3 separate regions of the Homo sapiens genome follow, and all the other regions are linked to region 1. A link is a loop called in an ENCODE intact Hi-C map of the cell type or tissue named here. Cell type or tissue: mammary epithelial cell. All regions are shown on one strand. Links, peaks and the distances in the headings refer to the core of each region. The heading gives the core; the rest is flanking DNA.

Region 1 (10,682 bases), core at 1,307-9,306:
TTTAAATATACACTTGCTGGCCAGGCAGGGTGGCTCATGCCTATAATCCCTGCACTTTGGGAGGCCAAGGCAGGAAGACTGCTTGAGCCCAGGAGTTCAAGACCAGCCTGGGCAACACAGCAAGACCCTGTCTTAAAAATTAAAAAAAAAAAAACAAAAAAAACTTGCTGTACAATCCGGTAATGCCACTCTTTGAGTATTTACGCACATGAATTGAAAACTATACTTATAAGAAACCCGTATCTTTCATAATTGTGAAACACTGAAACTAGCCTAGATGTCCTTCAACAGATGAATGGATAAACACACTGTACATCCATATAAAGAAATGCTACTCAGCAATAAACTGTTTATTCACCCAGCAATACAGATGAATCCTAAGTGAATTTTGCTAAGTAAAAGAAGCAGTAGTGTATGATTCCATTTATATTTCATTCTGGAAAATGCAAAACTCACTGGCTGCCATGGGTTGGGAGTGGAGAGAGGAGTTGACTATAAAGGGTTAATAGGGAATTTTTGAGGTGATGGAACTAATCTGTGTGATGCTGTTTTGTTAGATGCATGGGTCTGTGTTTGTTGAAACTCATGAAACTGTACCTACAAAGAGTGACTTTTACTAAATGCAATTTAGTAAAAAAAGATTCCGGGGGAGCCCAAGATGGAATGCATATTGTCACACATGAATATAACTTTATTACAGATAAGTAACATGATATTGAAGGGGTGAGGAAGCAAGAACCTGGTCTAAGTAACTTTGGAAACTTTTGACTGGATACTGTAAGGTTAGAGACCAACGAAATTGTAGCAAATCACTGTGCTCTAGATGGTAAATTCATCCCTCACATACACAAACACAAAGGGTTGAACATATAAATAAATATAAAATGTAAATAAACAAATGGACATTGTAGATAAAGGCAGCCAGGTTTCTCATGGTTGGAGGAGAAAGTTGCAGATAACCCAGGGGGTTGGGGGTGGGGTCTAGAATGAGCCTGTGTTTCAGGGTTATAGTTGAAGGATTCAGTAAGAGTTTATATGTGTGTGTGTGTGTGTGTGTGTGTGTGTGTGTATATATATATATATAATTTTTGTATTTTTAGTGGAGACTAATTTTTGTATTTTTAGTAGAGACGGGGTTTCGCCATGTTGGCCAGGCTGGTCTCAAACTCCTGAGCTCAACATCTGCCCGCCTCAGCCTCCCGAAGTGCTGGGATTACAGGCATGAGCCACTGTGCCCAGCCAGACACATACGTATATATGTGTGTATATATACACACACACACACACACACACACACATATGTACGTATGTGTCTGGCTGGGCACAGTGGCTCGTGCCTGTAATCCCAGCACTTCGGGAGGCTGAGGCGGGCAGATGTTGAGCTCAGGAGTTTGAGACCAGCCTGGCCAACATGGCGAAACCCCGTCTCTACTAAAAATACAAAAATTAGTCGAGTGTGGTAGGATGCCCCCATAGTCCCAGCTACTTGGGAGGCTGAGGTGAGAGGATCGCTTGAGCCCAGGAAGTCGAGGCTGCAGTGGCCTATGATTGTACCACTGCACTCCAGCCTGGCTGACACAGCGAGACCCTGTCACACACACACAAAAAAGGTACAGTTGTGTGTACATATGAATTAGTATACATCATATATTTCCTAGCTCTGTTTGCTGAGAGGTCTGTGAGGCAATAGCATCCAGTAACTGAACATACCTGGTGCTCAGATTTTAGTTTCAGAACACCATTTTCTAATACAAGGACTCAGGGCTGCTTGGAAAAAAATGGTTTGTTGTAGAGCTGGGGCAGGGAAACGGGATGAGCCGGGGTTGTCAGAGGTTAAGAAAGTGCGTATCAAAAGTCACGGGAGCTGGCCTTTCAAAAGAGTTTCCAGTGGCCAAAACTAGAACAATTTGAGTAACAAAATAACAATAGTATTGGATTATAGCCCAGGGAATAAAAAACATTGAGTCCATTACTGATATAAATAAATGATAGAATAAATAAGGGGAAAAAGGGACAACTCTTCCTTAGAAAATAACTAATTAATAAATGTAGAAAGAATGAGAGAGAGTAAATCAGCATTAGAACACCACAGTACAATGGTAATTGTTGCAGGCAAAGTCAGTGGATAAATGCTAACATAAGTGGGCAAAAAGTTTAAGTAAAAAGCTATTTTGCTTTGTCTCAGAATGTCTCTTCCCCAATATTCATTTCTTACAAAGGGAAAAATTAGAGAATTAGAAATAAGAGAATCCTGGAAAACACTGCCTTAACCGGAGGATCAAGGTTAACATCACCAGTAATGGGACATAAAGACAACATGTGCCTTCCAATATGACATGCTAAGAAAGCCATGTCTCTTTGTGGTATTCTTGCAAAAATCCATGCCCTTCTATCTGATTATGAATGAAAATCAGACCCAAATTGAGAGACATTCTATAAGATAACTGATCAGCACTCTTTCAAAACAAGTTGTCAAGGTCATGCAAAACAAGTTGTCAAGGTCATGAAAAGGAAAGACTGAGGAACTGTCACAGAGCAGAGGAGACGAAGGAGATGTGAGAACTAAAGGCTTGTGGGATCCAGGATCTGATCCTGGGTCAGGAAAAAGGACATCAGTTGAAAGACTGGTGAAATCCAAGTAAAGTCCAAAGCTTTAATTGGTGCTGTATTATTTTTATTAGTTTCGACAACTGCATTGTATTTCCTTGTGATGTTAACAATGTGGAAAGCTGAGTGAGATGTGAGGGAGCTCTCTTTGTAAATGCTGTCTAAAATTATTTCAGAATAAATAGTTTAAAATATATACATACATACATAACAAAGAAATACACCCCAAAAGGGAGCCAAGAAAAAATGGCATTTAGGATGGTCCCATAGCTCACCTTTCAGGTACTGGATATGCAATACTTGCTACTGTCTTTCAGAAATAAACTCTACAAAATGTCATGTAGGGTACAGAAATGTTTACAAGAATTGTTAGTAAACTGCCAATTTAGAGACAAACTCCATTTAAGCATTTTAGCAATTGCTTAATAAAGTTATGTCTGATTGTTAGGAGAGCATGAAGGATCTCCATGGAAAACTCAAAATGTGTCGTATGAACTATTTACACGCTTATTCCTGTATATTAAAGTGAAAACCATATGTTTTACACATACACAGCTATAATGTTAGACAGTATATTTTGGTGTGTACCTTGTGTTTGGAGATATGTAAAGATATCTATAACAAAACAGTTGAATAGCATCTTGCCCACATTGGAGATAGCAGTTGTAGATCAAGTGATTGTTTTTCAGAGTAAGTAATCGGTCCCACCTACTTTACACACACCATTTACAGAGAAACCTTCTTCCAGATTAGGGCTTCATGTATCAGTGGCACTTACAATGACACTTTTCACAGACTGACAGAGAAGCTTAACTTACTCAAGTAAAACAAGTAAAAACTGATTAGACTGTTTCTAGCATGTTAATATTTTCTAAATGTTATGGAGAAAAGGAGCAAAAATGTTTCTTTTTTTTTTTTTTTTTGGACGGAGTCTCACTCTGTCACCCAGGCTGGAGTGCAGTGGCGTGATCTCAGCTCACTGTAACCTCTGCCGCCCGGGTTCAAGCAATTCTCCTGCCTCAGTCTCCTGAGTAGCTGGGATTATAGGCACCTGCCACCGCACCTGGCTAATTTTTGTAGTTTTAGTAGAGACAAGGTTTCACCATCTTGGCCAGGCTGGTCTTGAACTCCTGACGTGAGCCACCGTGCCCAGCCTTATTTCTTTTCTTTACATGACTTATGAATTCATTTCTCCTTCAGTCTCATTTTCTTCAAATATGTGGTTTTTCTCCATTGAAGTCATTTTATTCACATGAAAATATATTTGCAAATGATAAACATATATAAAACTGGTATTTAAAACTCATGTATTTATTAACAAATGTTTGTGTTCCTGTTGTTTTATAACTGCTAGCTCCTGCGGGAAATAAAACATACAGCAGTTTCTTTCTGCCAAGAAGCAGAATTCAGTAGGAGATAGATAACATGTATCACCAGGTGGGGTAATAGTAGGGTGATTAAGATACAGAGTTACAAGTACAGAGTTGATATTCTCACAGTTCCAAATACAGATCGATAGCATGATGAGGAACCCCTTTTAAATACTGTTGCAGTAGCATGACTATGTATAAGAGGCCAGCATGAGAGCAGACCAAGTTGGGGTAGGAGGGTGTCTTTGAATACTGGCCCTAGAGAATTTAAAATAATTTTTCTAGTCTTTTGAAAACTCAACAAGTAGAGACAAGTAATTTATATTTCTATCTGTTGTGTATATAATCGTCTCTTTAGAGTTCCAGACAGCTGCTAGTGTCCAAATATGTTTTTTCTAAAGAAATATTTTGTTTGTGAGTACCAACAGTCTTAGTAACTCTCTTATCCCTCTTATGTGCTGAGTACAGTCGGAGGAAGAGGAATTGGAGTTGGTGAGTGTGGGTTTCTGCTTGAAGGAAGTTGAAAAAGATGTAGAAAGTACTAATTCTCTTACGTGTTGTTATCTAACCAATGTTCCCTTTGTTACACAAATTTTTTTAAACACTATTCAAACACTTTGAATAAAGCAATCTACTGGTACTACAGACTCTAGTTTTTCTATTTATAATTGTATGTGTTGACCCATTTTATTTGTTGGAGGGAACATTGGAATAGAGCCTTTAAAAACAGTAGCTGTCCATGAGCATAGGATACTTGTTAATTTTTTTTTTAAGGAAAGATACAAAATACCTTATATAGCTCTCCAAATTATTGAAATATTTTTAGAAAATGACTTCACCCTCGAAGTTCCTCAGATTGTAACACACGATGTTGTGTTGTTTCTCTTTCAAAAAGATTACATCATTTTTGGTGAGGTCACCTTTTTCAGCGTTGGAATTATTTCATCCTGCATGATACAGCCTGAACCACAAGGGGGTTCCCTGTTTACTAAAAGGAATGTCTGTAATTGAATGTGTATATAAGTTTACTTTTCTATCAGAAGGCGCTCTTTTCTTAAAAGCAACTATTGCCCTTTTTCCAAAACAAACGTTTTCTGTTGGCTTTTCCTCTAGAAAATAAACTTGACTAAAAGCAGCTTGCAGTTGATCTATTTCTTCTTTAGGAACTAAAACCAAAACCTCACAGGAGTCATCATATAATTTCAAAGTCAGCTGCTAATTAAAGGACTTTAAGGGGAATAAAAACTTGAAAATGTTTCTTAGCATGGACAAAGGTTAAGAGTGCATGAAAGCATGGGGGAGGAAGGCATCCGTTGGTTTTAATATTCCATGTTTATGCATGCTGGTGTGTTTTGCACAGTTTGTTTTCTTTTCAAAGAAGGTTATCTGTTCCCCTTAAAATACGAGATTGTTCTTTATTTAGCTTTGTGATCACTCACAGTTTTGGGTGTAGTTTTGTATTGGCCAACTGAAATATTCTAGTCAGCTGTAAATGTTTTGAATTATATTATGAATATCTTTTGGAGAAACACTTTACTTAATGATACCATAATGATCAGTAAATGAGAGTTTATAATTCAAGCTAAAATAATTCACCTTAGGTTAGACCTCACTGTTCAAGGAGTTGTGAATGCGTCCATGAATTATCTAGCACTATACTGCCCTCTTGTGGTTCTGAAAATCACTCACTCTTGTAGAACTCAGTGCCGTTGAGATGAGGAGCTTAGATGAGTGGAACTAGTGTTTGAAGTCTTCACTGCTTTTGAAGACATGCCAGGAGATTGCATGAAGATGATGCCATGGAGTAGGTAGGGTCCAGGCCAAACTATGTCATACTGTATTCTTTCACCTAGTGATTGGACTTATGAAGTTCCAGACTAAATATTAAAGAAGAAATTAAGTCCAAAGTAGATCTCTATCTCGAAAAGTCATTAAATTTATAAACTTGATGCTGAGACTAAAATATATTCCGAACTGGCATACATTGATTTTCCACATTCCTCAGAGTACATCTGTAATTACAGAACCTCAGAGATAAATATATTAGGTCCTTGAAGACTTTAAAATACATACCTAAAAACTTATAAACAGCCATTTATATTATTTAAAACTTAATCAATTAAAAATGCAGAACTTTATGTGCCAGAACCAAAATATAATCAGAAGCACAGTCCGTTACAACTTAGAAAGTTGTTCAGCTTGCCTTGAGCTCTAAAGTATAATTGTGGATGACTCTGATCCGAAGTGCAGAAGGACAGGTGCCCTGGGGCCTGCACTAAAGACTGTACTGTTAAGACCAGCGACAGATTCCTTTAGAAGCCGAGCAATACTAGAACAACTTGACTTCATGAAAGCTGCAGTAGACTAGGCTATGGATTAGAAGGAATAAAAATATGTATCTTTTTTCCCACCAGTTATATAGAAATTTGGGACAGAGGGTTTCTTAGGACAATAAGGATATTATCTTATATTTGTGTAGTACTTCAGTTATGAAAGCACTTCTGACATAGTAACCTCATTTGATTCTCACAGTAGCTGTGCAAGGCAGCCAGGACAAAGATTGCTATATCTTCTTTATTTGACAATGAAGAAGTTCAGAGAGGTCAAATTATTTTCCCAATGCCTAGGAAATGGTGAATCTGGGACAGAAACTCAGGCAATACATCCACATCCACATGATCTTTCTCACATCTTCTAACCTAGGTTAGAAAGTAGAAATTAAAAAGAAATAAACTGAGATCAGGATCCTCATCGAATGTTTGTAAGTGTCTACATCTAGCCAAAGGCCTTTTTGTCTGATGTACCCTTTTGAAAATTGTGATAGAGAAAATGGAATCACATTCTAACTCTTCATAATCTCAAAGGCACTGAATTATACTTTACTGATTTGGCTCAGACCCCCGAATGTCAGTTATCAGGCTGTAACATAATTTATAAAAAACAAATAGAGTTGTGCTGTGGCTTTCTTATGTGCTAGTGACACAGAGTCTGTTGTGTTCCTCTGATCTTTGATTTTCAAAAACCGTTACCTTAAGCCAGTTTGGCGAGAAACTGCTTCTGTCGTACTCCTACACGTTAAGGACAATGACTGTCTTAGACTAACTGGATTATTTAATAGTTGAATTTTTTTTATCCATTCCCAGCATGGATAGGATGCTACACAGATGCATCCAGTTGGCAAAAAGCATTTAATATTGCTCTTCCACTGCCCTGTCGGCAGTACTTGATTCAAAATTCTCTACTCAAAGCCTCTGCTACAGAAGGCCAGGGGACTATGAAGGGATACATGTCCGAATCTGTTGTTAAAAAATAGGTCAACTGCATGATTGGAGAGAAAGAAATAAGAATACAAGCTGCACCCAATAAGCCATGACTTCAAACCGTGTTAACACGTAAATAATACCGCAAAGAAAAGTAGTTTTGATTCCTATACTCATAGACGTACAATCCCTATATATACAGATGACCTTTGCCATCATCAGGTATTTAAAACCTACACATACTTCATTTAGGGGAGTCTGACAGTATTTGTAGTGGCATCAAGTCCTCATTTTGTGCAACAAATAGAAGTGCTAATGCCTGTAACAGAAGTTCCTATTTTAACGTGGGGTGTCTGACACTAATCAACTATTTTAAAAGAATTAATGTAAAAATAGGACCCTTCAAATTAAATATTTAGTTATTCTCACTAGTATTTTTGAAGTTTTCACATCATCAGTGCTTCAGAAAATGACATTCATATGAAACTGTGAAAAATGTCACTTAAATTGAAAGTGATTTTTAAGTCAACATAAATACCACATCAGAACACATTTTCTCTTTTTTGATCTCACAGAATACCCAGAGGATCAGTAGTTCTCAAGCCACTCAACCTCTTGCTACCCCAGTCGTGTCTGTGACAACCCCAAGCTTGCCTCCGCAAGGACTTGTGTACTCAGCAATGCCGACTGCCTACAACACTGGTGAGCCTGCTCTGGTGCCTTCCGTAGGTTTTACCGCTCTCTGTTTTGTGATCAACGTGTGCTTCTGTGATTTTTTTTAAGTATATTTATTGAAATAAACTATTTCCAGTTTTTTAGATTTAAATTAGGATGTATTTTTCAATGTGCTAGCCTTGAAAAAATTACAAACAAAATGGATAGTGTGGATAGTGCGATGAGTAAGTTATTCCGGCTTCTCCAGTGTGAACTTTCACTTAACCCCTGACACAAAGCCACGTGGATGATAGCAAAATGGTGACATGCATCAAGCCAAGAGGGGAGCAGCCTGTTGCTTGAGTATTGCTGATGTAGTTTCTCTTCATACAGTATCACGCTTTTCCAGGCTTTTAAAATAAGATGTTTGTCTTTATGCTGTGTTAACCTGCTTTGGGAAAGACATGAATCCCTTTGGACCTGAGACTTCAGGAGGTGGCCGACGTTTGGCTGTGTCGAACAGGCTGTTTTCCTCCCTGTAACCACTAGCTTGGTCCATGTCATGTGCACCTGAGGGGCAAAACAAGGGCTGTTCTGATTTCTCCTCGGAGCCAGTCACTCTGCCTTTGAGGGGAGCTTTTCCTTCATTTATGTTTATTTAGGCATTTCATCTTAAAATGCCCTAATTTGGGGTTGTATTAGGAAAGTTTAAGAATATTACAGTGATCGTAGGAGTGCTTTTAGCCAAGCAGACTGTATGGAGAATCGAGGGCAGCTGGTTTCATTTAAATTTACCAATCTAAGAAGGAGTGGAAAACACATGTGGTTTCGCTTTCTCATCAGCTGAGCCAAACACCTGATGCTTCAGAGGAAGACGGCAGTAGTTCAATTCTCCCTTGCCCATTACTCAGAGACTGCAATGCAGAGAAGTTATTATGATTCTCCTGAGTGTCATAAGTAGACTGTGGTAAAGATGGTCTGATTTTAGCCTTCAGGGTAAATGCTTTGGCACAGAACTTTGAAACTGCTGTCCGCAGCTACGTGAGGGGACAGAGCGTTGATAACATTTGATTGCCACTTGAATTCTAAGAAGTTCTTTTAAAACAGAATCAACAATAAAAGGTTTTATTGAAAAAAAAAAAGTCTCTTAGGAAATATCCATTACTTTTCCAACCGTTAGTATGAAAAATAATGCCCAAATTTGTCAACTGCATACTATCTTAGGGATTGTGAATCATAGCCTGTTATTAGTGCCTTGCACAGAACAAGGTTCCAGAGTAAAGCCAGGGATGAAGCATTCATAGAAATTCTGTTTCGACGCATTGATCACCTGCTCTGTGAGAGACTGTACTAGGGACATAGCTTTCTCCAAGTTTATTCCAAGTGAGGAGGCAGGACATACCTAAGTGGGTAACCGTGGAGGGGAAGTCCTGAATTGTTGTGATTGTGAATTTATACTCTGAGAATTGAGAAGGGAGGGCAAAGCTATACTGTTCAAAGGTGTATTGGCTGAGAAGAGGGAGCTTGAACTGGGTGTCAGATTATGGTTTACTGACCGTTTCATTACAGGTTTTTCAGTATACTTAGAAATTCCACTATACTTATTTTTAGAAATGCCATTGAATTGGGAATTTATTTTTTAAAAGTATAAAAGAAATTACCAAAGCATATAAAAATGGAGGCAGGCTCTCAAAATCATCAGTCGCTTAGCGTCAGTCTCATGCCACCTTTTGACCGACTTTATCTTTCTTCTCTTTCTCGTAACACTTACTCTGTTTGAAGTTTACCATGTTGTTTTTAACTTATTTCCACATCTATTCAGCAAATATTTATCAGGCAGCTGCTGTGTGGCAGGCACTGTGCCAGGCACTGGAAATGCAGGAGTGCAGTCAGCAGTGAAGCCTGGGGGGAAGGCACAAGACACACAGCTCTAGGGATAAGCTGCTGCAGTTGTGTCAAGGGCTGTGTCTCAGCTCGGACAGGAAGGAACATGCGTGACTCAGCCAGGCAGAGGAGGCAGAGTGCTCTTGGGAGAGGGTGTGCCTGTACAAAGGCTAGGAGTTTGCGGGCGGGACGGGGCTGAAGGAATGGGGACAGAGCGTGGGTGGTTAGAATTGAGACTAGAGAGGTAAGTAATGATTTGTAGACTATGTCAAGGATTTTGGAAACTGTCCGGAGAGCATTGGGGAGCCATAAAAAACTTTTGAAGTAGAGGAGTGCCATGACCATATTTGTTATTTTAAAAAGATGTCTTTGCTGTATATAGGGTTAAAAGGCAATGCCAGGAAGCCACATCAGAGGCTACTGTAGTGGTCCAAGCAATGGGTGCTGATAGCATAGACTAGAGAGGTGGCAGTAGAGATGGTGAGACCTGGGCAGGCTTGAGAGAGAGCAGATAGAATTGCTCAGACCTGGAAATTGATGTTGGGAGTGAGAGGGAAGGGAAGTAGCAAGGATAACACCCATGGGCTTCTGCACGAGCTGCTGGGTGCATGTTGGTGCCATGTACTAAGAGTACTTAAGGAGGAACAGGTTTGCAGGAAAGGATGGGCCATGTCAGATGTGTGGCGTTTGGAGTGGCGTCCAAATGGACATGGCACTAGGTCGTTTAAAAGATCTAGAGGTCGAAGGAGACTGTGGGCCGGAGGGAGCACTGGGGAAGGCGTCAGTGTGACGGGTCCTTGCCCCAGCCCATGGGAGTGTATAGAATGACAAGGGCAGAGTCAGGACAGCCCTGAGCACCAGCTGTGTCGCTTCAACTCCGTTCCTTTTTTAAAATGTTAATTCACTA
Region 2 (8,000 bases), core at 1-8,000, 330 kb before region 1:
TATAACACTGAATGTTTCACTTCTTGTCACCAAAATTTGTGGGAAGTTCTCCCCACCAGCAACCAGTCAGTCAGTTCTCCAGTAGACACTAGCTGGGTGTCCTGTAAGGCCATCAGTTTCTAGACACTATCTTACTGGAGATAGCATTAGATCCCACAGGTTAAGGGCTCAGTCCCACAAGACTGCCTCCACTTAAGATGCTAGTTGCAAGTTGTAGATTGTCACCTGTACTTCTGACCAACCAGCTATAAAATCAGGGTTCCCAATACCTCCTTCTCATGTTCAGTTAATTTGTTAGAGTGGCTCACAGAGCTCATGGAAACACGTAACTGTTTTATCTGTTTTATTCTGCTATGACAGAGTAATTGAGATTGGGTAATTTATAAAGAAAAGAGGTTTATTTGGCTCATGCTTTTGGAGCCTGGGAAGTCCAAGATCGAGTGGCCACGTCTGGTGAGGGCCATCTTGCTGCATCATAACATGTCAGAAGGGCAGCAGGCACAAGAGACAAAGAAAATCAGACCAAACTTGTCCTTTTCATCAGGAACCCCCTCCCACGATAACTAACCCACTCCTGTGATAATGGCACTCATGAGGGCAGAGCTCTCATGACCTAATCACCTCTTAAAGGCCTTACCTTCTAATATTGTCATATTGGCAATTAAATGTCAACATAAACTTTGGAGGGGACATTCAAACCATAGCACTTGAGTTCACTGGTTTATTATAAAAGATACAGGTGAACAGCCAGATAGAAGAGACGTATAAAGCAAGGCTTGTGGGAATAAATATGGAATTTTCATGCCTTCTCTGGGCATGCCATCTTCCAGCTATCCCAGAGCTCTCCAAACCCAGTCCTTTGGGCTTTTATGGAGGCTTCATTACATAGACATGATTAATTAAACCATTGATGATTGGTGATTGGCACAACTTTCAGCCCCCCTCCCCTCCCCAAAGGTCAAGGATGGGGCTAAAAGTCCCAACCCTCTAATTGTGTCTTGGTCTTTCTGGTGACCAGCACACATCCTGAAGCTACCCAGGGATTCCCAAGCCACCAGTTGTCTCATTAGCATATGAATGATACTCTAATCACTTAGGAGATTTCAGAGTTTTAGGAGCCATATGTCAGGAAACAGGGTCTAAGACTAAATATATATTTCACAATACCACATCCCCCAAAACTCATGTCCTCACATGCAGAATGAATTCACCCCATCCCATGCCCAGAAAGTCCTAAATCTATTTCAGCATCAACCCTTAAGTTCAAAATCTCATCTTAAATATCTAAATCAGGTATGGGTCAGGACATAATTCATCCTGGGGCAAAACTCTCCAGCTATGAACCTATGAAACCAGATAACAATTTATCTGCTTCTAGCATGTAATGTTGGGACAGGAATAGGATAGACATTCCTATTCCACAAGTGAGAATGCTAGAAGGAAAAAAAGGGGTCACAGGTCTCAAGTCTAAAATCTAGAAGGTGAAATTCCATTAGATTTTAAGGCTTAAGAATAATCCTCTTTGGCTCCACACTCTGTTCTCTGGGCCCAGTGGGGTGGCAATCACACCCCCTTAGTCCTGGATGAACCAAAGAGGTTGCCCTGCCCCTGGAATTGAGAAGGTTGCCCTACCCTTGGGCTTTTTCTTCTCTTTAAGTATAACATATGTTTGCATCTAGGTAGTTCTTTTGGCCATCCTGCCTAAAATCCCAGAAGTCTGACAGCATTTCTTCATCTCATCCCATTTCTGTCCTGTTCAGTACAAGCTAGCAGTATTTTTGCTGAAATAGTTGATGATCCAGAAGTCACATACCTAATCTGTTTGCAAACCATTGTCCAGCCACACTGTTGGTGTTCTCTTTCATGTTTTACAATATGAATAGGCTGAGAATTCTCCAAATCTTCAAGTTCTGGTTCCTTATGCTTAATAATAATGTGCTCAATTCATCTCTCTCCTCTTGTATTTTACTCACATCTATAAGCAGCAAGAAGAAACCAAGCTGTGCCTTCAACACTTTGCTTAGAAATCTCCTCAGCCAAATATCCAAGTTATCACTTACAAATTCTGCTTTCCATCCAACAGAACACAATTCACTCAAGTCCTTTGCTACTTTATAACAAGGATCACCTTTCTTCCAGTTTCCAATAATACATTCCTCATTTGCAGTCTGAGACCTCACCAGAAGCATCTTTAACATTTTTATTTCTAGCAACATTCTGTTCCTGACAATGTATTTTCTAAGACATTAGAAACTTTATAGCTCCTGCCTTTCTTTTGTGAGCCCTCACTAGATTCTTCTTTATTTCTCCCAATAATCTCTTTTCTATCACTCACCTCAAAATTCTTCCAGCCTCTATTCATTACTTCATGTCAAAGCCACTTCCACATTTTTAGGTATTTGTCACAGCAGCATCCCACTTCCTGATAGCAAAATTTCTCACATTGAAAGAGAGAGAATGACTGATTTTAAGAAATTGGCTCACACAATTGCAAAGGCTGGCGCGTTCAGAACTGGGGCAGACTGGCGGCCTGGACGTTGAGGTTAGAGTTGAAGTTGCAGTGTTGAGTCTGAATTCTGCGGGGCACCAGGCTGGAAACTTAGGCAGGGATTCTTTATTGCAGTCTTAGGGAGAATACCTTCTACTTTGTTGCTCTTAAGGCCTTCAACTAATTGGATGAGGCCCACCCACACTATGGAGGGTAATCTGCTCAACTCAGAGTGTACTGATTTAAATATTAATCATATCTTTAAAAAATGCCTTTACAGCAACAGCTAGGCTAGTATTTGACCAAACAAATGGGCTCCATAACCTAACCAAGTTGACACATAAAATTAACTAAAAGGTCTTACTTTAATCACCAGGGTATTTTGAGACAGGAACTGTAGGTAGGCCGGTAACCCAATGGTTCTTCCCATATTGCTGGGTTAAGCTTTAGCCATAACGGGTAGTACAGAGTGCATTCAGGCTTTATTGCTGTGTTATCTCTGCTTTTGTGTAATAAGCCATGGCGTGCAATGGAAGAACCAGTAGTCCTGGGGATAAAGAGATCTAGTTTGGAAGTTGAGCTATTTTACTTTTCTTAGTACTGTAAGATAGGTACTATCATTAAGTTGAATCATACAAGTCATATGCGTATGGTCCAACCTGTGATATCCCTTTTACAGGGCAAACAGGTACAGGAAGATTGCAAACTGGGCCAAGGTGTCATAGCAGAGCTGGGATTTGAACCCCAATAGTCTGGCTCCAAATCTGTGTTTTAGCCACTGTGCTGTTCAATTAGCTACTAAGTGGACCAGCATATTAGCATAGAGAAATCTCGAAATAAATAAACTTGTAAATAATGAGTTTAAATATACTTTCAACTCATAAACTCATAAATACAAAATTAAATATTCTCTAACATTATGAACAAGGTACTTTCGAAATATATGTGTATGTGTACGTATGTACATATACACACATGCACACGTGTGTGTGTGTATGGTTTGGGTGTTTGCACTAAAAAGTCCAGAAGGATGGAGCTCCAACTCTTTACTATGAGTATCTTGGGAAGGGGGGAATGTGGAGTTATGAGGTAGTCAGGTGGAAGGAGAACTTTCATTTTCAACTCCATATACTTGGGATATAATTTTACAAATCTACAAAACAATATTTGAAAAAAAATTATTTCTAGAGGCATTGAAAAAGCCCTTTGCCTAAAACTGTATACATATTAAAAAAGAAAAGGAAAGATTGTTATGGCAAATTTTTTTGTTCAATTACAAATGTTATTAAGCAAGTTACATAAAAGATTGCATAGTGTGATCCAGTCTTTGTCAAGCAATTATAGGTGTGAATATATGTGTATATCTATGTGCACATATATAGTAAATACATGCACATACACACATATTGAAACAATTGTGTATATATAGAAAAAGTCTTGGGAAGGACTCATACACCAAAGTAACAGTGGTTTCCTTTGAGTAGTGTTAAATTTTTGTAACAAACTGGTATTTGCTTTAGAAATTAAAAATATTTTTAATTATTAAAACATTAGTATGCCAAGTGCCTGTAATCCCAGCTACTGGGAGGCTGAGGCAGAATTGCTTGAACCTGGGAGACAGAGGTTGCAGTGAGCTGAGATCGCGCCACTGCACTCCAGGGTGGGTGACAGAGCAAGACTCTCTCAAAAACAAAAACAAAACATTAGTATGCCAATGGCTTCTTGTAAAAAAAATTTTCAGGTTACTTCCAAGTAACTCAAAAGACTCATCCTCTTGTTTATTAATTTATCCAGTTGGTTAGCAAACACACTTCGAACATCTACTGCCAGCCGGGTGCTGTGGTAGGTGAGGGCTCCATGGGCTTCAATCAGGCCACTTTCAAGCTCAGATTTACATAGCTTGGTTCTTTCAGGAATTCTTGGTCTTCTGGGCCGGAGTGATTCTATGAGAGTGCCACATGTCTGAGTGATTGTTGTGCCTTGAGGTAAAGACCTGTTTGTTAGAGGGCCTGCAAAACTGACTTGGTCTTACAGTTTCCTTTTGTCTTTCAAAACAACTAATACTCCCTTCTCCCACTCACTAGTAGTTTATTTTTAAAATAAGCTCTTTTATATAATTCTTATCTGGTTTCCTCACTTATGAAATGTTTCATATTTCCTTACCCTTGCTTTTTGTGGCTATTGCTTCTTTGAAGCCAAGTAATATCAGTCACACCAACATTATTTGCATACTCATTTTGGGGATTTTGTTTTTCCTTTTGGCAGAAGCCTATTCGTTGGCACCCTCTTAAGGTGACTTATGAAATTTCCCACAAGTGAAATAGTCTTCAAAAATTTAAGTAAATTGTTCTTAGCTGTTTCTTCCTCCTTACAACATTCAAAAATTATTTGTTGACCATCTGTCATGGGCTGTGCTCTGCAGTAGGTACTGAAAATTCTGCTTTGACCCCACCACCTAATTCTTTTCTCATACATATCTCATTCCTAATGTCTAGGGCAATGACACAATCAAGAAAGAAGTCTGCTTGACATTTCTGTTTCTGTTTCTGCACACAGAATCTTCCCATGAGAGACAGTCACTACTAACATAAATGCAACAAGCAGATACAATATGTTATTAGATGATTCTTGAGTAAGTTAATATGTACACAAGCTCAGGATTTTAACTTTGTCTTATAAATACTATTTTTTCTTTTGGCTTGACTTCCTGTACGAGTCAAATATATGCTTTGTGTTTTTAATCAGGAAACATATTTGCAGAAAAAATCGCACATTTCTTATGATTTTTGTGGGCTCCAATATGTGCCAACAGCATTGTGATTCGTTCTTTTAAGGAATAGTGGTATTTCTGTATTTTAAAACCAAGCTGAAATGCTCTTTCTTCTGCCTTGCCTGTAAATATGCTCAAAGATTCTAAAGCAACAAATGTCATGTCTGATGTTCTTTGTAGAATTTATCAGCATCTTTTTCTTAACTGTAGAGCTTATTGCTTAGCTCAAAGTGTTTCCCCAGACCTCTGATGTCTCTGGTGCCACAGTTCTGGATTTTAAAGGACTTAACCAACATGAATCCATTCTTAAGGCAGCAGATTGGTTGGTGTACTTGTAATAACTCAGATTATTAATACAACAAGCAGATACAATATGTTATTAGATGAGTCTCCCAAAAGCAAATAAGTACACAGCCTTGGGATTTATTTGTTGCACAAATATGAAACCTCCAGGTTACTCCACCCCCGTGAGCTTCATAAGTAGTTAATGATGATCCAAAGGACATTATCCTTTAATGAGTGTAAATCCCGTATCTTCATGGAATTGAATGCTTTTGCTTGGGAGCTGTTTTAGTCCGTTCTTATGCTGCTGTGCAGAAATACCCAAGACTGGGTAATTCATAAAGGAAAGAGGTTTAATTGACTCACAGTTCCACATGGCTGAGGAGGCCTCAGGAAACTTAACAATCATGGCTCGAGGGGAAGCAAACATGTCCTTCACATGGCAGCAGGAGAGAGAACTGCTGAGCAAAGAGGGAAACGACCCTTATAAAACCATCAGATCTCATGAGAACTCACTCACTATCACGCAAACAGGAGCATGGGGGTAACCACCCCCCCATGATTTAATCACCTCCCACCGGGTCCTTCCCACGACACATGGGGATTATGGGAATTACAATTCAAGATGATATTTGGGTGGGGACGCAGCTAAACCATATGAGGAGCTTTATTTTTAAAAACTAAATGGCTGTGGTATGAAATGTATCCCTTGTATGAATGATTTGCATTTAACATAATTATCTTTTGCTCCTTGTGTTAAGTTTCATCAGCGAATCCCCCAAAATGCACTTTTTATGTCTGTGGTTCTTTTCAATTGTGATTTATTCAAATGTATACATCCTGGTGTAGCATAAAAATTATTGGAACTAGGGTTCTAACCAACTTCATTTTTTAAAAAAAATTATTTTTAAAATTTTTTTCATTTCTAATTTTTGTGGGTACATAGTAGATATATATATTTATGGGGTACTTGAGATGTTTGATACAGGCATGCAATGCATAATAATCACATCATGAAAATCACATTCCCTCAAGCATTTATTCTTTGTATTACTAACAATGCAATTATACAATTTTAGTTACTTTAAAATGCACAATTACTGACTGTAGTCACCCTGTTGTGCTATCAAATACTAGGTCTTATTCATTCTTTCTGATTACTTTTTGTACCCATTAACCGTTACCCAGCCAACTTTAATTTTTTAAAATTAGAGGTAATGCAAAAGTATCTAATAACTCAAAATTTACAGAATTTCCTGAGTTAAGAAAAAAATTCAAAAGTGATGCTTGCCTTTTCGCTTTCCTAAAGATGTCATTTGAAAACAAGTCTTCTGTTTTGATAAAGTTAAATTAATCCATTTCAATTTTATAGTAATGCTTTTTGTGTTCTAAGAAATCTTTACCTACCCCCAAGGTCATGAAGCCTATATAAATCTCTGTTAATATAATTGTATTATAATTCTCTGTTCCATTCACTTGATCTGTGTCTATCTCTTAGTCAATAGCAAACTGTCTTAATTACTATAGTTTAGATTATGGTAGGCCTTAATATCAGGTTGAGTGATACTTCTACTTTGCTTTTCCCTTTCAGGATTTTTTTAGCTATTCTAGGCCCTACACTTTTCCACTGATTTTTAGAATAAATTTATCTTTGTCTCCAAAAAGCCTTGTTGAGATTTTCATAAGAATTGCTTTAACTTTATAGATTAATTTGGAAACGGTTGACATATATGCTATGTTGAGTTTTCTAATGTATGAACATGATGCGTCTCTCCATTTATTTAGGTCTTTTACTTCTTTCGTCAGCATCTTAAATAATTTTCAGCATATAAATCATTAAACGTTTTCCTAAGTTTATATCAAAATATTTCACTTTTTTGTGTGCTTGTAAATGATACTGTGTTTTAAAATTTCAATTTCCATGTGTTCATTGTTAGCATCTGGGAATGTTACTGATTTTCATATTTCGACTGTATATCTTACAGCCTTGCTGAACTGGCATATTAGTTCTAGGAGTATTTTTTGTAGATGCCTTGGGATTTTCTGCATAGAAAATCATGTCATGCTGTCTGCTAAGGAATAGTTTTATTTCTTCCCTTCCAATCTGTATGCCTTTATTTCTTTTTCTTGCCTTATAGCAGTGGTTAGGACTTTGAGTACTATGCTGACTAAGGTTGTGAAAATAGACATCCTTGCCTTGTTCCAATCTCTTTTTTTTTTTTGAGATGGAGTCTTACTCTGTCGCCCAGGCTGGAGTGCAGTGGCATGATCTCGGCTCACTCTGCCTCCTGGGTTCACACCATTCTCCTGCCTCAGCCTCCCAAGTAGCTGGGACTACAGGCGCCCACCACCACGCCTGGCTAAATTTTTTTTTTTTTAGTAGAGACAGGGTTTTACTGTATTAGTCAAGATGATCTCGATCTCCTGACCTCGTGATCTGCTCACCTCAGCCTCCCAAAG
Region 3 (10,682 bases), core at 1,635-9,634, 52 kb after region 1:
GAATCCTTCTCCCCCAAAGCAAGCCACAGAACCTAGAAAGGTCACTCTCTCCCTTCTCCCGTGAAGACCCTCATTCCAGAGGGGTCCTGGAATATATATCTGGGAGGACGCAATGCTACCCAGAGAGGCCAAGATGAATCTGGACAGACAGGCCTTGCAGGGTTCCCCCTTCAGCCTGTCACCATTAGATCACACTCTGTCCATTCTTCATCGAATCCAAGCATATAGACAGTTCTCCCTGGGTTTTGGGGTTGTGAAAGGAAAATAAAATCTCAGGACCCCAGTTCACTATGTCAAAGGGAAAAATGAAGCTGGAAGCTGAGTCAGGCAAGAAGCTGCCTTTCCTTTTGTTGCCCAGCAGACAGCGAAAGATGAAAAGGCCAGGCAGAGGCCAGCCATCTCCACAGGTGGCTGCCGTGTTTATCTTGTGTAAAGTGCCGACTTGCCGAGCGTTTGATGAATATATAATCAACTATGCCTATATCCCCTCCTCTTCACATGTAACATGTGGATTCAGTGACGTGACCGCACCCTCCCTCCTTCCCCTCCAACATGTGGATTCAGTGACGTGACCGCACCCTCCCTCCTTCCCCTCCAACATGTGGATTCAGTGACGTGACCGCACCCTCCCTCCTTCCCCTCCAACATGTGGATTCAGTGATGTGACCGAACCCTCCCTCCTTCCCCTCCTGCCTGCTTTTCCCATTTAAATACGGAAGCCCTCAAAATTCTCTTGGGGAAAAGTAGGGATCGCAGATTTTTTCCTGCGGTTTTGTGTTTCTTTTTCCCTGGTGCGTCCTTAACCTTCGCTAAATAAACCTCTAAATTGCTTGAGGCCTGTTTCAGAGACCTTTTGGTTTATAGACTCATTGCTGAGGCCTCCTGTATTACATAACACTATGAGTAAATACATTTGATAGGCATTTCTCTTGTTAACCTCTCTTTTGTTAGGAGTGCCAGCCATGACCATTGTGATGGTATCACATCTTTCTTCCCCTACACTGTGCTCCATTTCTTTTTACATTTTAATTTGAAAAACTATTTTATAATTTCTAAAAATAATAGAGATGGAGTCTTACTATATTGCCCAGGCTGGTCTTGAATTCCTGGGCTCAAGTGATCTTCCTGCCTTGGCCTCCCAAAGTGCTGGGATTATAGGTGTGAGCCACTGCACCCGACCCATTTCTTTTCTTTCTTTTTTTTCTTTTGATACAGAGTCTTGCTCTGTCGCCCAGGCTGGAGTGCAGTGGTGCAATCTCAGCTCACTGCAACCTCTGCTTCCCAGGTTCAAGCAATTCTCCTGCCTCAGTCTTCCCAGTAGCTGCGACTACAGGTGTGTGCCACTATGCCTGGCTAATTTTTGTATTTTTAGTAGAGGTCAGGTTTCACCATGTTAGCCAGGTTGGTCTTGAATTCCTGACCTCATGATCTGTCCGCCTCGGCCTCCCAAAGTGCTGGGATTACAGGCGTGAGCCACTGCACCCAGCCCATTTCTTATTTTTAAAATGTCTTCTAAGTTGCTTATCACTTTAAATAGCTTATCTAGGCTCTGGGATACAGCAGCCATTAAGACAGGCACAAAACACTTCTGCAGCTCATATTCCGGTATAGAGAAGACAGGGTTAAAAACTATTAGGTTGGTGCAAAAGTAGTTGAGGTTTTTGTAATTAAAAGTAATGGCAAAAACCACAACTACTTTTGCACCAAACTAAATAAGTAAGCAAAACAGTTGACATGGTAAAGTGATTCAGAATAATCCAATAGGGAGATAAGCAGATTTCTAAGGAGTGGGGTGATCGCTATTTATTATAAAATAGGAGAGTGAGGAAAGGATTTGTTCAGGCGACACTGGAATAAAAGGAAGTAAATATATGATGTCAATGGCAACGAATGCTATGCAGGAAGATAAAGCTGGTGGAGGGAGGAAGACTGCTGTATTCTAGAAGTCTGGGGAGAGATGGCATCTTACTATATTGCCCAGGCTGGTCTTGAACTCTTGGGCTCAAGCCATCCTCCTGCCTTGGCCTCCCAAAGTGTCAGGATTACAGGCGTGAGTGATAAGTGGCATTTGAATAAAGTGTTAGGATTACAGGCGTTACCAATGAGTGACATTTGAACAAAGATGGTGGGAATTAGTGGAGTGAGGCACATAGATTTCTTGTGGAAGGAAGTCCCGGCAGAGGAAGAAGGGGCTGAGGCTGTGAGCAAGTGCCTGGCCTGCAGAATGGCAGGGCCAGGGAGGTGCTGTCGTGGGGTCAGATGGCCAGCAGTGGGAGGTTGCGTGTGTACATATGTATGTGACAGACACAGGCACACCAGGACCTTTTGGGTTTTTCTGTCTTGCTTTTCTCACCCAACAGCTCTGCATGTCAATTCCTCTGTCTCATTCATGTTACAGCCACCTAATTGTAGTGGATGCTGGGGTGTGCCACACAGATCACCCCCTTAGAGAAGGAACTTGTTCCCCCAGTGCCAAGAGGGGCTCGACACACCCCAGTCCTTCCCTTGGGATTTCCCTCGGCCCAGGAAGCTGCCTTGCCTGTGGTGACTGTCCCGCCTGAGGACAGCCTGGATTCAATGCCTGCTCAGTACAGGGCTACATAGACACAAAGGGGCTCCTTTTGCCTCAGTTAGGGACACTTGAAGGCCATTCCAGCTCCAACTCTGCCTGGGGCTGAGCCTTTGATGCAAATGTCTAAACCTGCCTCCCTTATCCCAAGAGCATTCCCCTGTAAATGTCTTGCCAGAAGTCTCTATCTGAAGCCTGTCACCAGGAACCTGCCCTAGGGCAGTGGGTGCCAGGGGGTGTCTCAGGAAGCTGAGTCCAAAGTAAGAGTTTGGAGCTGGATGCGCTGCTGCCCAGCAATGCAAAGCCACTTCCTGGCAGGAGGTGGAACACCTGTCACCTCTGTGGTGCCCCTGGGATGCAATGGGCAACTCTCATGGGTCTTGGCTCTGGCTGTCATAACAAAACACTAGAGACCTGTGGCTTAAACAACAGATCTTTATTTCTGACAGTTCCAAAGCCTGAGAGTCCAAGATCAAGGTGCTGGATGATCTGGTGTCTAGTGAAAGCAAGCTTCCTAGTGAAGGCTTGCAGATGGCTGCCTTCCTGCTGTGTCCTCACCTTATGGAGAGAAACCATCTCTTTTGTGTCTTTTCTGATAAGGACGCTAATCCCAGCATGAGGCTCCACCCTCGTGACCTAATCACCTCCCAAAGGCCCCACCGCCTAACACCATCCCACTGGGCGTTAGGCTTCAACATATGCACTTAGAGAGGACACAGACATTCTGTCCATAGCAGGTGGGGTATTGGTGGAAAGAAATTCAGCAGCTGGTGCAGTATTTCAGGATCTGGGGAGCTGCAGATAAACTCGTAATTATAAGGATCGTAGAATCAAATGGCTATTTCAGAGGGCAAATGATGCATTAAAAAAGACAAAAGGTGAGGGTGATTACTCAGCTATAGAAGGCTCAGTGTGGAAGCCCGAGGGCCTCCTTGACAGCGCAGGCAGAGAATCTCATTTCACGCAGCTGATGGGAAGAAAAAATGGAGAATCAGGCCCTAGACTTAGTTACAGGAGAAGCAGAGCTGCCGAGAAGGTTGAATGCTCTTGGTCAACCTTAGTAAGCTTCCACCCTGAGTCATGGGGTGGGGAGAACTGGGTTGATACACCTGGAAACCCTAAAACCTCAGAACCTCCTGAGCCTCTGGGCCTGCAGTGGGCTAGCACTGACCCCTTGCTTGAAGACAATTGCAGATGCTTCTGCCTTGTGATTCTGTATGCACCTCCCTCACTCCTGGGGATCTGCCTCCTTCTCCTTGGACCACCTGACTAGTAACTAGGGTCCAGACTCAACATACCTCAGCTGGGGGAGTGTGAAGCCAATTAATTGACCCTCACAGAGAGGAGGTGGACGCTGCTGGTAAACCGTGGGGCAGGGAACAATGCCTTTGGTCCCCAGGTTATCCACAGAGGTGTCATTTGCCACTTCCCTAGCAGAGGCAGGCCTGGGCAGGGCATGATGACCAGGGGCTCAGACCCCTTTGCCATCTGCCTAGTGGAGGAGTTATTGAGGCCAAGGGGGAAACCAGAATGGGCTATAGAGGAGGAAAACCATATGCATCCACTGGGGCCTCGTGACCAGTGGCAGCTGTGGGGATTGGAGTTTGTCCCACTGGACTTCCCCTGTGAGTTTCTCCAGGACCGGAGACCAACCAGAATCTTAAAGGAGCTGTTCTCAGATCAGGCAAACTGGCCACAGGAATCACGTGGACCCTATTAACGTGATGGGTGGACAGTAGTGGAAGCTGCAGTGCCCTACACAGATCCCCCCAGCTCTAGGATTGCTGGTCACTGTGGCTCATAGCTGAGTCTCTCTTTGGGAATCACTGCCTGCTGCAGGGGCCACTTCACTCAAGGTTAAGACTCATCCTGGGGGCATCCACAGCCAATGACTGGCTAATGTATACATCCCAATGCCTGGCTCTTGAGCTCCACTCAGGACCACTCTGAAAGCCTGCTCAGCTCCAGTTCTCCATGGGTTGGTAACGCCTGTCTCAGAGGAGTGATGCCCAAAGCAGTTCCCAATAACCTCACTAGTCTCAATCTTAGAGTCTGTTTCTAGTGGAATTGAACCAGAGATGCTATTATTCAGGGTATGAATGAAACATAATTCATCCAACCATTTCCCCATCAGCAGCATTCACTTTGTTTCCTATTTTTTCCAATGTAAACATTGCTATAGTTAGCATCCATGCAGATATAGCCTGCTGTATTAGCCCATTCTCGCATTGCTGTAACGAAATACCTGAGACTGGGTAATTTATAAAAAGAGGTTTAATTGGCTCATGGTCCTGCAGGCTGTACAGGAAGCGTAGTGGCTTCTGCTTTGGGGGAGGCTTGGGAAGCTTCCAAACATGGCGGAAGGCAAAGAGGGAGCAGGCGTCTTGCATGGCAGGGACAGGACCAAGAGTCGGGGTAGGGGGAGGTGCCAAATTTTTACTGACCACATCTCATGAGAACTCATTCACTATCAGGAGGCCAGTACCAAGGAGATGGTGCTATAGACATGTAGTATTTTAAACAAGAGAAGCTTTATTATGAAGAATTATTGGCCGGGCGCAGTGGCTCATGCCTGTAGTCCCAGCACTTTGGGAGTCGGAAGCAGGTGGATCACCTGAGGTCAGGGGTTCGAAATCATCCCGGCCAACATGGTGAAACCCCATCTCTACTAAAAATACAAAATTAGCCGGGCATGGTGGCACATGTCTGTAATCCCAGCTGCTTGGGAGGCTGAGGCAGGAGAATCACTTGAACCTGGGAGGTGGAGGTTGCACTGAGCCGAAAGCATGCCATTGCACTCCAGCCTGGGCAACAAAAGCAAAACTCTGTCTCGAAAAAAAAAAATTATTAAGCAATGAGAAGAACATAACTACAAGGTACAATGGAAAGCTAAAAGGTATCTTAGGCCTGAGGAAGAGTGATTTAGGAAAGACAAACTTGGATACCTCCCCAGGGCTTGGGTTCAGGCCTTGGAGGTTGGAGAAGGTGCGATTGCTGTTCACTGGATGACACAGAAGGTCGTTGGTTTGCCCAGACCAGATGTGATGCACATTCACTAGGCCAGCAAGAAGTCCCTCTTCAGGGGGCAGTTGGACTGCAACTGGGCAGGTGTACAGAAGGCATTGGTGTGCTGCTGATGACAACTGGAATATGCATGTCCACATTGGGAGGGCTCTAGGAAGGGGGTTGCTAGGCTGGACTGGGATGGCAAGGTTGCCGAGGGCGCACACATTTTAGCCACATGGTAGGAACTATCACCAGTTGTCTTCACACATGCTCTGCTGACCAAGGGTGCAGCCTCCGGAACCAGCAGAAGCCCTCTTCCTCCTGCAATGTCACTCTATCGCCCTCTACCGATAAATTTTAACAATGTAGTCACTGTTCCGGAGAAATGCTTAAAGGAATCCCATTCATTAGCACAGAGCAAATATTGAAGAATGAATTTAAAGCTGAGAGGCAAGAAATTGATAAATATAACAGAATCTAGGAAATCATATTGGAAAAAGATTGTATAATTGAAAGTCATCTGCCTTCTTGTCCCTGGAGTAGTACAATGAGGCAGTAAATGTTCAGCACTACTGTTTAAATTTTAATTCTGTCATAACTGGACTGCTAATAGCTAACAGTTTAGTGCCAGTTACCTTTAAAAATGGTTTATAGGCATGAACCTATCAAATGCTCACTATAAGCTTTTGAGTTAAATACCGTTATTATGCACACCTGAGGAAACTGACACATACATTTTATTTACCATAAATTCCCATCAGACCAATAGCAACAATCTTTAAAACCACCTGCTAGTGAAGGTTTGAGGGAGAGATAGTGGTCTACCTGGATTAATGTCATGATAGTTTTGATAAAATTCAACCTCTGTACACTTATAAAAAATCTCAAAACTTAAGCATTGGTCCAGGGAGCAGTTATTGGTAAAGTTAAATTCATCACATCAAAGCCAATTAATTTTTTATTTTTTATTTTGAAAAATGAAAAGTAACTTGAGAGATTATTTGTACTTTATCGTCTCAAAGAAGTCGATATCTAAAAATCTAATCTTTCTGTGATAGTTATAATAGGGAAGTACCATTTTGTTTTTTGTTCGTTTTGGGAAGAGCTACGGGAACAGAGAACTGCAATCCCCATAGTAGAATGGTTGAGTTTTTGTTGGTATTTTGCTAACAGATATTTCTTGCTTTCAGTTCTATACAGAATAATAAATCATGAAGCTAGACTTTTTGTGTCATATGGTGAGGTAATACATTGAGGAAGAACACCTTGGGAAAAAAGGTTAATGTAAAAAAGAATTCTTTTTTCATTGTCTTTTATTCCTAAAGGATTATTAGAGCTTCATTCTTAGCATTGATCAGGGTATAAAGAAACCCTAATGTCATTTTATTTTCAAAAAGAAACCCCTCTTTTTGCCTAATGAGCCCAACCATATCTAACAGAAATGCTTCTGTGACATCAGTGGGCCTTCCTTGTCAAGAGGCCAGGGTCACCACAGCAGTGTCCATCTTCCTTGCCGAAAATGGAACAAAGAACGCGAGAAAGAATGATGGTATTCAGCTGATGGAGAAAGGCCAAAATGTCCCAACAAAGGTGATACCATTAAAAAACGGACAACAATGCTTGAACACTCAGAAAACTTCCTGACAAAGAAGGTCCTTTGGGAAAATTGTCTCTTTTTAGCATAGTATTTTTGCTATGAAAATGAAGAGATGACAGCTCTATTATTTAATCAACTTGGCCCAGATATTTAATTCTGAAGAAAAATCAATATTATACAAAAACAAATGTATTTTCAAATATGCACATGCTTATTTTCAAATATCTCAATCAAAAAAATAAAAGTTTATCAATAATCTTATTTAACCTAGATGAAGTAGATTTATAGCCTGAGAAGATTTCACATGGCTTATTAAGAGCTTACTTTTTTTTCTTTTTTCTTTTTTTTTCTTTTCCAGACAGGGGTTCACTCTGTTGTCCAGGCTGGAGCGCAGAGTTGGGATCATGGCTCACTGCAGCCTTGACCTCCTGGGCTCAGGTGATCCTTCCACCTCAGCCTCCTGAGTAGCTGGGACCACAGGCACCACCAAACTCATTTAATTTTTCTAGTTTTTGTAGAGATGGGACCTCGTCATGTTGCCCAGGCTGGTCTTGAACTCCTGGTCTCAAGCAATCCACTCACCTTGGCCTCCCAAAGTGCTGGCAAGCTCACATTTTTGTAATAATAAAAGTAATTCTGATAAAGATGCCTTGAAATAATGGATGTTCCAAAATGAATTTGCCTTATTTGGATTTGGAATGCAGTTTCATATTTATATTTTAAATTTGGATTCATCTGGTTACTGGAATTAAATATACAATTAAAAGGATCACAAAGCGCACTGATACCAGAAAGGCACTTTAATAACACCAGGGTGCATGGCCTGCCTCCTCCTTTCACTTACTGCTTGTGTCATCCTGTTCAAGTCATTTAACCCCAAGTGGTAAGCCTCAATTTGCTCTCTTATGAAATGCACGAAGTCGCTGTCTCTCTATACTTCAGGATTACCGTGAGAATAGAACCGGAACCATGTATGTGGCAGCAGTTTATGAACTGTGAGATATTAGTCTAATCATTCTCAGAGTCCTCGCCTCGGCTGTTTGTATGCCCCTCCCAAGTTTTCAGGAATGGACAAAACTAGCCCCCTCTCAAATCATGTGTGCAACAACCGATTGCATATTTCCCCAAGGGAACATTTAGCGCTGGGGATGTCTCCGAAACTATGTTAGACATGAGAGTCAACAGAGATGGCAGTAAGTCTTGGTGAGAAGGGCCTGGAACTTAGAATCAAAAGAAGGAGGAGAGAAACATGGAGCAGTCACTCACCAGCTACGTGGCTTTGGGCAATTTGCTTATTGCGCAGAGCGTCGGTTTCCATATTGGTAAAATTAAGATGATATTTGAACTCAGCACTTCATGTGGCTGTCGTGAGGATCCACTCTAGCAATGCAGGTAAAGGTGCCATCACATAGATATCAATTATAAAAATAATATTAACAGGCATAATTGTAGTTAAATTTCAATTCAGACATACTTTCTTTTGAATGTCTGGTAGGTCTGCTGTGTTGGTTGTATGTGGGTTTTCCTCCATATCCACTTTTTTGGACTTAATCTCACCATTTTTTACATGTAAACATATCACAATATTAATAACATTAATTAATTGAAGGTTAATTATATAAACTAAGTGAAATAAATCTTTAACCAGAAATAAGAAAATTTATTTGTATTTGAGTTACAGAACAATATCTGCTAAAAGGTTTAAATTAAATAATCTTTACTTATATGTTACTAAAATGTTTTGGAGGAAGCAAACTAAATTCTGCATGGCCAGGGAAATTATTTAAAAACCCTTTTAGTAAACTGAAAATAAAAAATTATCTCAAATCATAATTGACTTGATCAGAATAATTTTTTAAATGTTAATCTAAATTTTTTAAAATGTTAATCACAGATCATGACCTGTGATGAATTTTTTCTTTTCAGTTTGGGAACTAATATCTTCAAATTGTACTTGAATTGACTTAGAAATTATAGAAAATGCACTGATATTAACTCTTGGGATTTCAAACATATTTTTAGGATTTTCATTTTTCCTTGCAATTTTACAGCTGACTCTGATTTTGCTCTTCTTTTATGATTTTCAAGTATTACCTACAGCAAGCATGTAAAAACATTGTCTTTCTTTAAGCACATATGGTGAAAATCATTCAAGCAGATGGCTGTATACAGTCATTAGTAATAGAGGATTGAGTGTCAGCTCAGTTACTGCTGAAATGGAGTCCAGTTTAATAGCTCAAATGAGGACAAGAATTAAATTGGAAATTGCAGACTGAAATATTCTGCATTTGATCATAAAGTGATTATAGGAAGGAAAGAACACAGTGTAACTGTCTATATTTTAAAAGGAGCCAGGCTCCTGATAGTTCTGTGCTATATCAGTTCATAATCAAAGTAAGCAATATAAATCCATTTTTAAAACACTAATGTGTCTTAGATTTTTTTTAAGGAAAAGGCCAATTTCTTGCAGGTGTACAGTGGCATTAAAATTCTATTTCCTGACGTTTATAATCCTGGTGCACTGGACTTGCAAAACAGAGTTTAGTTTTGCTTTGTTAGGGGAGAGGGTAATATTGTCTCTGTCCTGGTCCCTGTTCATTCTAGCCAGGTGTTCGGGTGTGTTTGATGACATCCTCTGCTGTTCCCAAGACCCACATTTAGTGGCTGCAATTTTATTTCTCACCATCAAGACTTCTAAGATGAGGCAAAGGTTGGGTTGCTCATGAGCTCCTCTTTGAATAACCATATTAGGTTCTAGCTGTGTAACTAGTACAGTTAGATCCTGGCGTGCCGTTAGAATAATGTAACATAGAACACAAGGGCTTATTTGGTGGAATAAAATATGGTGGAACACAGTGATTAGAGCAAGTCACTTCGCCTCTTGAAGCCTCAATTTCCTCCTTTGCAAAGGAGTTAACAGTAGCACCTACAGGAGGACACTGTGAGCATTCATTGAAACAATGCGTATGAGACGTGTAGTATAGAATATGCCTGACCTAGAGGGAGAGCAGAGACAGTACATACCTTCCTGGTCCCACCACTTGCTTGCTGCTGGATGTTGGGCAAATAACCTCTCTCTGCCTTGATTTTCCTAGTTCTAAAGTGGGATTAATAGTAACATTGTGTTCACTGATTTCCTACGAGGACGAAATGAACTAATGTTTATAAAGCACTTAGTACAGGGCCAGCCCTTAGTGATATTATCATGAACGCACAGTCGTAAGCACACAAATGCATGTTATCATCAGTATCATCATATATTTATTCAAAACAAATGAAGTGTTGTCAGTAAAATAAAAATTGTTGTATTAAGACATTGTGAAACTTAGAGACCTAAATGGGAATGTTACAACAAACTAAATATTCTGTTGGTACAAATATATTTTAAACAAACCAAGCTGGAAATATCCTTGTCATAAATTGACACTGGACAAAAAAAAAAGTATTCTGCCATGCTGAGCAATACTAAATCTAATTGTCTTTTTTACTTATAGTTTTAAATTTGTTTTT

The links. A loop is a pair of places that touch in the nucleus more often than their neighbours do. Peaks named below come from ENCODE experiments on the same cell type or tissue, not always from the same donor. Only the 100,000 strongest peaks of a DNase experiment are listed, where the experiment ranks them.
Region 2: a loop joins it to region 1, with 3 times the contacts of the local background. A loop is called at or near these places in 4 of 110 quality-filtered maps.
Region 3: a loop joins it to region 1, with 11 times the contacts of the local background. A loop is called at or near these places in 24 of 110 quality-filtered maps.

The regions. Positions count from the first base shown.
Region 1 is chr15:99,698,917-99,709,598 of GRCh38, forward strand. MEF2A (myocyte enhancer factor 2A) reads left to right here. Exons shown (of 12, transcript NM_001319206.4): 9 at 4,446-4,469; 10 at 7,813-7,939. Among named protein-coding and RNA genes, the nearest start is that of LYSMD4, 29 kb to the right of the region's middle. In mammary epithelial cell, for the core only: CTCF peaks have their summits at 4,950 (motif pointing right) and 5,649 (motif pointing left); DNase peaks (open chromatin) are centred at 4,895, 5,645 and 8,805; H3K27ac peaks cover 2,770 bases.
Region 2 is chr15:99,366,931-99,374,930 of GRCh38, forward strand. All of the region lies in intron 9 of LRRC28 (leucine rich repeat containing 28), which reads left to right. Among named protein-coding and RNA genes, the nearest start is that of LINC02244, 31 kb to the right of the region's middle. RefSeq lists an enhancer at 4,816-4,875. In mammary epithelial cell, for the core only: a CTCF peak has its summit at 4,762; no DNase peak of the experiment used is centred there.
Region 3 is chr15:99,750,089-99,760,770 of GRCh38, forward strand. No RefSeq gene overlaps it. Among named protein-coding and RNA genes, the nearest start is that of LYSMD4, 22 kb to the left of the region's middle. RefSeq lists a silencer at 9,962-10,162. In mammary epithelial cell, for the core only: a CTCF peak has its summit at 5,920 (motif pointing left); no DNase peak of the experiment used is centred there.